Linked DNA regions of Mus musculus: all the other regions are linked to region 2. Evidence: chromatin loops called from intact Hi-C (ENCODE). Cell type or tissue: heart. All regions are shown on one strand.

Region 1 (2,500 bases), 130 kb after region 2:
GGAGTTAAACTCCAGTTCAGATACTACCACAGTAGAAATTTGAGAAAATGAATGAAGTGATTCCCATGCTAGAATTATAGTGGATGTCTATTTTATTAATGAATAGCATATATTGTCCTTGTTAATGACAGGACTAAACTGTCTGTGGTTACAACTAACAAGGCAAAACCAAGAACTCAGCAGCAGACAAATGTCAGGCTAATAGACTCAAAGCTGTGCATGTTCAACCATAATAAGGTAATAACTAAGGGTTTTTCTCCCCACATTGCTGCTCATTTAGATTGAGCGTTGAGTGTGACAAGGGAAAGAAAACGTGGTGAATGTGGGATGCGGTGGCAGACAGTAACTGACATTCCTCTGGATTGTTTCCTTAAATGGTTTCGGGGATGATTGCCACTTCAGTATTCTCTGTTAGATGATAGAGTCAGGATTAAATAATCACTGACTAGACACTTTTTAAAGCCAGTAAGTAAAAATTAGACAAAACAGTAGGAAGCAAAGGGGGTGGCTCAGTGTGTTAGGTGATAATCCTACCTAGCATGCTCAAGGCCTTGGGGCTTAGTCCCTACCACCATTTTGGGGAGGAAAAAAAAAAAACACTTAAATGGATTACTTTTAGATTTTTAAAATAACTATTAGATACATCCAAAATTCTAAATGCTAATTTTAGGTTATGGACCTTTACGTATTTGTGTGTCTGTGGGTATGCCCACAAGCACTTTTTGTTCGTTTGTTTGTTTGTTTGTTTTTCAAGACAGAGTTTCCTCTATGTAATAACTCTGGTTGTCCTGGCTCTTTGTAGACCAGGCTGGACTCGAACTCACAGAGATCCGATGCCTGCCTCTGCCTCCTGAGTGCTGGGATTAAAGATATGTGTTACCACACCAGGCTCAATTCACAAGCTTTTATCTTTTTAGGAAAATGAACAAGCAAGAACCGACTACTTCATCCGAACACTTTTACTTGAATTTCAAAATGTAAGTAATTCCCATTATAGAGTAAAAAGAGTTCCTATTTCCATTCATCTTCATTCTTCCCATCTCTCCCCCTCCTCCTTCCCATTCTTGCTGGGAGTCCGAGTCTTGCTGTTATGTAGTTTATTTAGTGAGTGTCTTGAGCCTTATGCTGATCAAACTGTGTAATAAAGCAGTCTGAGGTTACTTTACTTAGGACAACAGAATTTTCTGTGTGTGTCTTGCATAATTATGCTTTCTTTGTTGCATAGTTTTCTTCTATTAACACTTTGCAGATTATTGTTTTATTTATTACTCACTTGTACTCAGAATTTTTTATAAAGACAAAACTAAATTTTCATTTAAAGATTGGGATATAGCTCAGTGGTGGGGGCCTTTGTCTAGCAGGTACATAGGTTCAATTCCCAGCACTATAAGAAGTTAAAAAGTGAGCTGGAGAGATGGTTCAGCAGTTAAGAGGACTGACTGTTCTTCCAAAGGTCCTGAGTTCAAAAACCAGCAACCACATGGTGACTCAACCATCTGTAATGAGATCTAATGCCCTCTTCTGGTGCATCTGAAGACAGCTACAGTGAACTTAGATATAATAATAAATAAATCTTTTTTTAAAAGAGAGAGAAATTAAAAAGTAAATATTAATTTAGATTTAAATTAAAGTATCTTCAGGCTGTTGACTTAAATGTTTCAGAGTCAAAAAATGATAATTTTTCAGGGAAGAAACCAAAGACATGTATAAAAAGACATTGGAAAGATGCTTGTCAGCTTTTTTCTCCTCTATTATTAGTCTGTCTTGGTCACTGTGTTAGTCAGGATTTCTATTGCTCTGACTTAACACCATGAACAAATACAACGTGGGGAGGAAAAGGTTTGCTCAGCTTACACTTCTATGTTGCTGTTGAGTACTGAAGGAGGTCAGGATAGGAACTCAGACTGAGCAGGGACCTGGAGGCAAGTGCTCATGAGAGTTCATGGGGGAGGCCTGCTTACTGGCTTATTTCCCATGGCTTGCTCAACCTGACTTATTATAGAACCAGGACCACCAACCCACAGATAGCATCACCCACCATGAGCTGGGCTCTAGCTATTGATCACTGAGAAAAGGCCTTACTGCTGAATCTCATGGAGGCATTTCCTCAACTGAGGCTCCATCCTCTCTGATGCTAGCTTGTGTCAAGTTGACACACACAATCATCCAGTACAGTCTTGTCACAGCATTCTTCCCAGCTCATTGTAAGGCTACCTACTTTCTGTCTGGCAAGCGACACACAGTCTTTCTTCTCACTGACTGGACTAATGATAGCCCTTTAGTTGAGTCATTTCTTTTACTCAGGTTGCACATTTTATCTCTAGTTAGTACCTTAACTCCTACAAGTGTATCAGATATATCAGTTATTCTAACTATAAAAGTATGTATTGCATAGATAAAAGGGATTTGAGAAGTTAAATAATTTGCCTATTTAGTAATTGACAAATATAGAACTTGCATATTGGAACTGAAACCCAAGCTCTGTTCTTTCTACTGACAT
Region 2 (2,500 bases):
TTTTCTAACTTGAACTCTAATGCCATGAGTGCTACTGTTCAGAACGTTCTAAGGTGCAGCATAACGACATAAGCCTTTACATCTAAGCACACAGGAGGCAGAGGGAGGCCGGCTGGTTCTGGTTTCTGCTAGTTTGAGGCCAACCTGGTCTACATAGTCAGGCCTACATTGTGAGACCCTGTTTCAAAAAAAAAAAAAAAAAAAGGAAAAGAAAAAGGAATATCCTAAGAAGAACAGGACAGGAGGCTATTGCCACTACCTGGTAAAAAGTAAGAATGACTTGGAGCAAGCACCTGTGTTTGCTATGTTTCATATGTTTTCATGTTTGTTATTCTTCTAGTATAACCCAGTGTAGTGGGGAGTAAGAGATGGATGAAAGATTGTGTGTGAGGGAGAAAAAGAAGTACAGGCCTTGCGTCTCTCACTATATCGTTCTGTGTTTCACATGTATCCCCAGACACACAGAATTAAAGGGAAAAGCAACTTGAACATTTAATATGTTTGCTCACTTAAATCTTCCAAATTATTACAGCTTCGTGAAAACGTTTAAAAATAGGACTCCAAAAGCCAGTTATCACCACTTTGACAATAAATTTATATTTAGGCCAAGGCAATAATAATAGAACATGGTAATTTTTTTAAAAGGCATGAGCAATATCTTTGAAATGCAGAGTCACTAAATAATGACTGGTTCTGAAAGGTGTAATTTTAAACCTTCCCCTCTGCTGGTGCTATAATTAAAAATAAAAGTGAATCTAGATAGTTGCACACAGGTCTGAGTCACATTGGGACATATAATTTGCTTTTCTTACGAATCTGAGACCAAAGCCTCCCATTATTTGCTAAAGATTAGAAGGATATACTGATTATTTCTCTTGTTAAGACACACAACTTAGTGGAGTTAAATGTTGATTCGGGGGCGGGGGGGGGGGGGTTGTCTGTCAGCACCACCCGGTTGGCACCCTGGTGCACTTCACTGTTTACAGAGCACTCTGGCTGGCTCTGCTATCTCACTGAGCATTCACTCCAGACCTATTCAGGTCTTGACTCTGCTGTGCAGAAATGCAAGCTAGTGTGGAGCTGAGGGGCTTACACGGATGTCCTGTTGGGGCATCCTCCCTCTCCCAGAGCTGGAGACCAGTCAGCCACTTCTCATACCCTTGCAACCTGAATTCTGTTCCACAGCTGGATCTCAGGGGAAAGTTCCCAGGTCAGCAAGACCACCAGAAGAAAAAGCACCCGTGTAAAACTACTAGTCAGGGTAGACTCTTAGGAGAAGAGACACTGTTGCTGGTACTTAATCCCGGAAAAAAACAAGACACAAGTCTCTTGTGGGTCAGCCAGTGGCTTTACTTGTTCGGGTGGTTGCCATTGCTGCTAACTTTGGTCTCCTCGGTTCCCCTTCACAGCTTGTCTGATTTGGCAGCTCCACCAGAGGGCAGGCAGGGTGGGAAGAGCACTTTCAATGCTTAGCTAAAAGTTGCAAAAGGCTAGAGAGGGCTCAGGGGTTACAGGAGCTTCCTGCTCCTGCAGAGGACAGGGCTTTATTCAAAGCATTCGCGTACAGCCCACAGCTATCTGTAACTCCAGGTCCACAGCTATCTGTAACTCCAGGTCCACAGCTATCTGTAACTCCAGGTCCACAGCTAGCTGTAACTCCAGGTCCAGGTCAATGCTTCTGACCTCCGCAGGCTCCTGTCCACACAATCTGACCTCCGCAGGCTCCTGTCCACACAATCTGACCTCCGCAGGCTCCTGTCCACACAATCTGACCTCCGCAGGCTCCTGTCCACACAAGGCACACATACTCTGGCACACATGCGTACACACAAAATAAAATAAATACACAGCTTAAAAATTTTTTTAGAGTTGGAAAAAGAAATCTTGGGTCATTTTCTTAATTTAGATGTTGGTGTCTTTCTACATTTTAGTTGCTAATGTGACTTCTGTCAAAAGTCTCCCAGGTAAAGCTAGATTAAACAGTACAATGAAATCATCTCAGAACGGGAAAACAGAGTTTTATTACACTTCTATTAATTCCCATGGCTGGTTTTCCTAGTGGACATGAAATGTTAAATGTTTTAAAAGGAGTGCATACAGGCACGGAAGAAAATAGACAGATAATGCAGAGCGTAGACAACTGGCAGGAGAGAGAACACAGCGGCCAGGGACCATGGAAAACAGCCCACTTTACCACCATTAAAGAAATACATGCTGAAAACAAAGTGTCAGTTCTCATCTGAAATGACTTAGCAATAAAAGCAAGAACTGCTAGTAAGGGTGTGATAGCTTTTCATGTATTTTAATAATATAAACCACTACCATCTTTCTGAAGAGAAATCTAACCATACAGGGATTAATCCTAACACCTGGCAGGGCAGGGCATTCTTGTAATTCCAGCACTCAAAGGTTGAGGCAGGAGGACTCCTTAAAGTTTGAAGGTAACACACACACACACACACACACACACAGAGAGAGAGAGAGAGAGAGAGAGAGAGAG
Region 3 (2,500 bases), 130 kb after region 2:
CGAGCATTCTTTTTTTTTTTTTTCACCTTTTAAGGAATTATGGTGGGTGATATTTATTGTTAAATATTCTAATCTCCCCACTTTTTTTTTTTTTTTTTTTGAGAATTGAAGGCTTATCACTGCATCTTATGTAGGCCAGGCTGGTATCAGACTTATTAAATAGCCAAGGCTATCTTCCTTGCCTCCACTCTTCTGCTTGGATTATAGATGTGTGCTATGATACCTGACATAGCATTTTTGTAGTAAGTTAAATATAAACTGTTGGTATACATTTACTGGACATCTTTATTAAATTGTGCTGTGTAGCATTGCCCAAAGTAATGACCTGCCCCTTAACAGGCTTAAGTTTAGCTATATCTCTGTTAAACTGCTCTGTAAAATGTTTTCACTCTTTCCAGGTAATACTAAGTTCCAATTAGTCTTTGCAAATTTAGTCATGTTGAGACATAAGAAGTCATGTAAACACAGCCTTCAAATTCTGCCATTCTTGAAGGGGTAACTAATTTTGTGTTCCGAGTGCAGGTTAGAGGTTGTGTTAAATAAGAGCAGGTGTTTTTAACTGAGCTCATTGACCTGTTTTTATTGTCTGATTATTTTTCCTACTTATAAGCCATGAAATATTTTAAATGAAAAGCAAAGAAACATTCCAGTTGGAAGGAAGATAGCCTTAATTTTTTTTCATATCTGGGAAATTAAGAATGTGTGCCTAAACATTTATAGGATTTTTATGTCCTTAAATATTGTGACTTCTTTGTTCCCTGTCTCATCTGACAGACTTTCTACTCCAGTAAACTCCGTATTATTTATGATAGAACTAACGAGCTCTGAAACACTTTTCAGAAAGGTTTGTTAATGTTCTGTGGCTTCTTTGAATGACCACTACTCTTTTTTTAAAAGGCGGGGTCTTAATAGCCAAGGTGAGCCTTGAACTTTTACCTCCCCATTCCTAGGATACCAAAGAAGGAAGAAACACCTTACCTAACTTAGTTTTAATGTAAAATTATTCAAAGGCTCCCTAAAGTGGCTCATGCCTATAATCTCACTGCATAGCGACTGTCGGAGCCCAGCCTGGGCCGCAGAGTGAGACTATGTCTCACAAAGACGAAGAGAATTAACAACAATACAATCCTAAAGGAGCAAACCAACAAAAACCCAAAAACCAGGGAGACAGCAAAGGAAACAACTAAGCTAGGTTTTAAACACAGGAAAAATAGCTGCTACTTGAATTGTATGTTTTTTCTATTGCTGTCATAAAATATCATGACCCAAAATAAATTTAAATAAGAAAGGGTTGACTTAGCTTACAGTTTCAGAGGATGAGTGTGCATAATGTTGGGGAATAGCCTCAGCATCAGAAAGTAAGGCAAGGCTAAACCCTGCAAGCCTACCAATATTTGTCCTCCAACAAGGCCCCATTTCCTAAAGGTCTCATGTTACACCAACCTCCTAAAGGGGACCAACTGGGGACCAAGTGTTCAAATGTGTGAGTCTGGAAGACATTACTCATCTAAACCACCTCATCCATGCTTAAGGTCTACATTTATAGTGTATAGAAAAATGTTAGGGAGAATACAACTTTTAAAAGAATAAATGTTGAATCAATCATAAAAATAGAAGGTTCACAGTAGTTTACAGTATAATCATGGTTATATTGTACAGTAATGTATAAGATATTTCAAAACCTAATTTTAGAATTTCACTAGATAAATATGTATGTTTCCAAGTAGTATAAAATTTACTTGATTCCTTAGGCAGTTTTTCTATTTTCTATCTTGATATTTCAAAAGACCTTAGAATCAGAGTTTCTCAAAAATCACACTAAATTTGTCCTGCTAAACTATTTGTATCTGTAATTGAATTTTACTATAAGAAATAAATAAAGAAAACACAGCACGGTAGTTATGCCTGTAATCCCAGCATTCTGGAAACTGAAGCAGGAACATTATGAGTAGGACACCAACATGAGTTCAATTCCCAGCAACCACATGGTGGCTCACAACCACCTGTATTGAGATCTGATGCTCTCTTCTGGTGTACTCATATAAATAAAAATAAATCTTTAAAAAAAAAAGAGAGATTATTGGTTAATTACTTTTTTAAAAGGTTGATTTATTTCAATTTTGACTTTTCTTACCTAACTGGTGTCTTTTGATTAGTAAAGAGAGCTGCCTCCAGGAGAATTGGTTTGCTGGTAGATATACAGAAACCATCTAACAAATTACTAGATTAAAACAATCTTTTCATAGTTAATTAATGGTGGTCAAAAAAGAAAGCTTTTGTTCTGATATTGAAAGATAAAGAAATGGTTTAACTTGATTTTTTTTAACAACTTGTTTGAAATTATTTCCTGTTCCATCCTGTTATTCAGCCAATAACTATAATTCATAAGTCTATTTCAGTAGGGTTTTTCTAGTTTTAAAAATTATTTACAGGGTGGTGATGGTGGTGCACACCTTTAACCCCAACACTTGGGAGGCAGAGGAGGATGGATCTCTGAGTT

Evidence for each region. A loop is a pair of places that touch in the nucleus more often than their neighbours do. Peaks named below come from ENCODE experiments on the same cell type or tissue, not always from the same donor. Only the 100,000 strongest peaks of a DNase experiment are listed, where the experiment ranks them.
Region 1: it touches region 2 in a loop (2.7-fold over the local background); 6 of 42 quality-filtered maps call a loop at or near these places.
Region 3: it touches region 2 in a loop (3-fold over the local background); 6 of 42 quality-filtered maps call a loop at or near these places.

What each region holds. Positions count from the first base shown.
Region 1 is chr5:21,010,162-21,012,661 of GRCm38, reverse strand. It overlaps Ptpn12 (protein tyrosine phosphatase, non-receptor type 12), which reads left to right. Exons shown (of 18, transcript NM_011203.3): 7 at 918-977. Among named protein-coding and RNA genes, the nearest start is that of Ptpn12, 44 kb to the left of the region's middle. In heart, a CTCF peak has its summit at 1,554 (motif pointing left); no DNase peak of the experiment used is centred here.
Region 2 is chr5:21,140,402-21,142,901 of GRCm38, reverse strand. The region is part of intron 2 of Gm42222 (a long non-coding RNA gene); the gene reads right to left. Among named protein-coding and RNA genes, the nearest start is that of Gm42222, 3.6 kb to the right of the region's middle. In heart, a CTCF peak has its summit at 1,417 (motif pointing right); a DNase peak (open chromatin) is centred at 1,451; H3K27ac peaks cover 860 bases.
Region 3 is chr5:21,006,243-21,008,742 of GRCm38, reverse strand. The region is part of intron 8 of Ptpn12 (protein tyrosine phosphatase, non-receptor type 12); the gene reads left to right. Among named protein-coding and RNA genes, the nearest start is that of Ptpn12, 48 kb to the left of the region's middle. In heart, no CTCF peak of the experiment used is centred here; no DNase peak of the experiment used is centred here.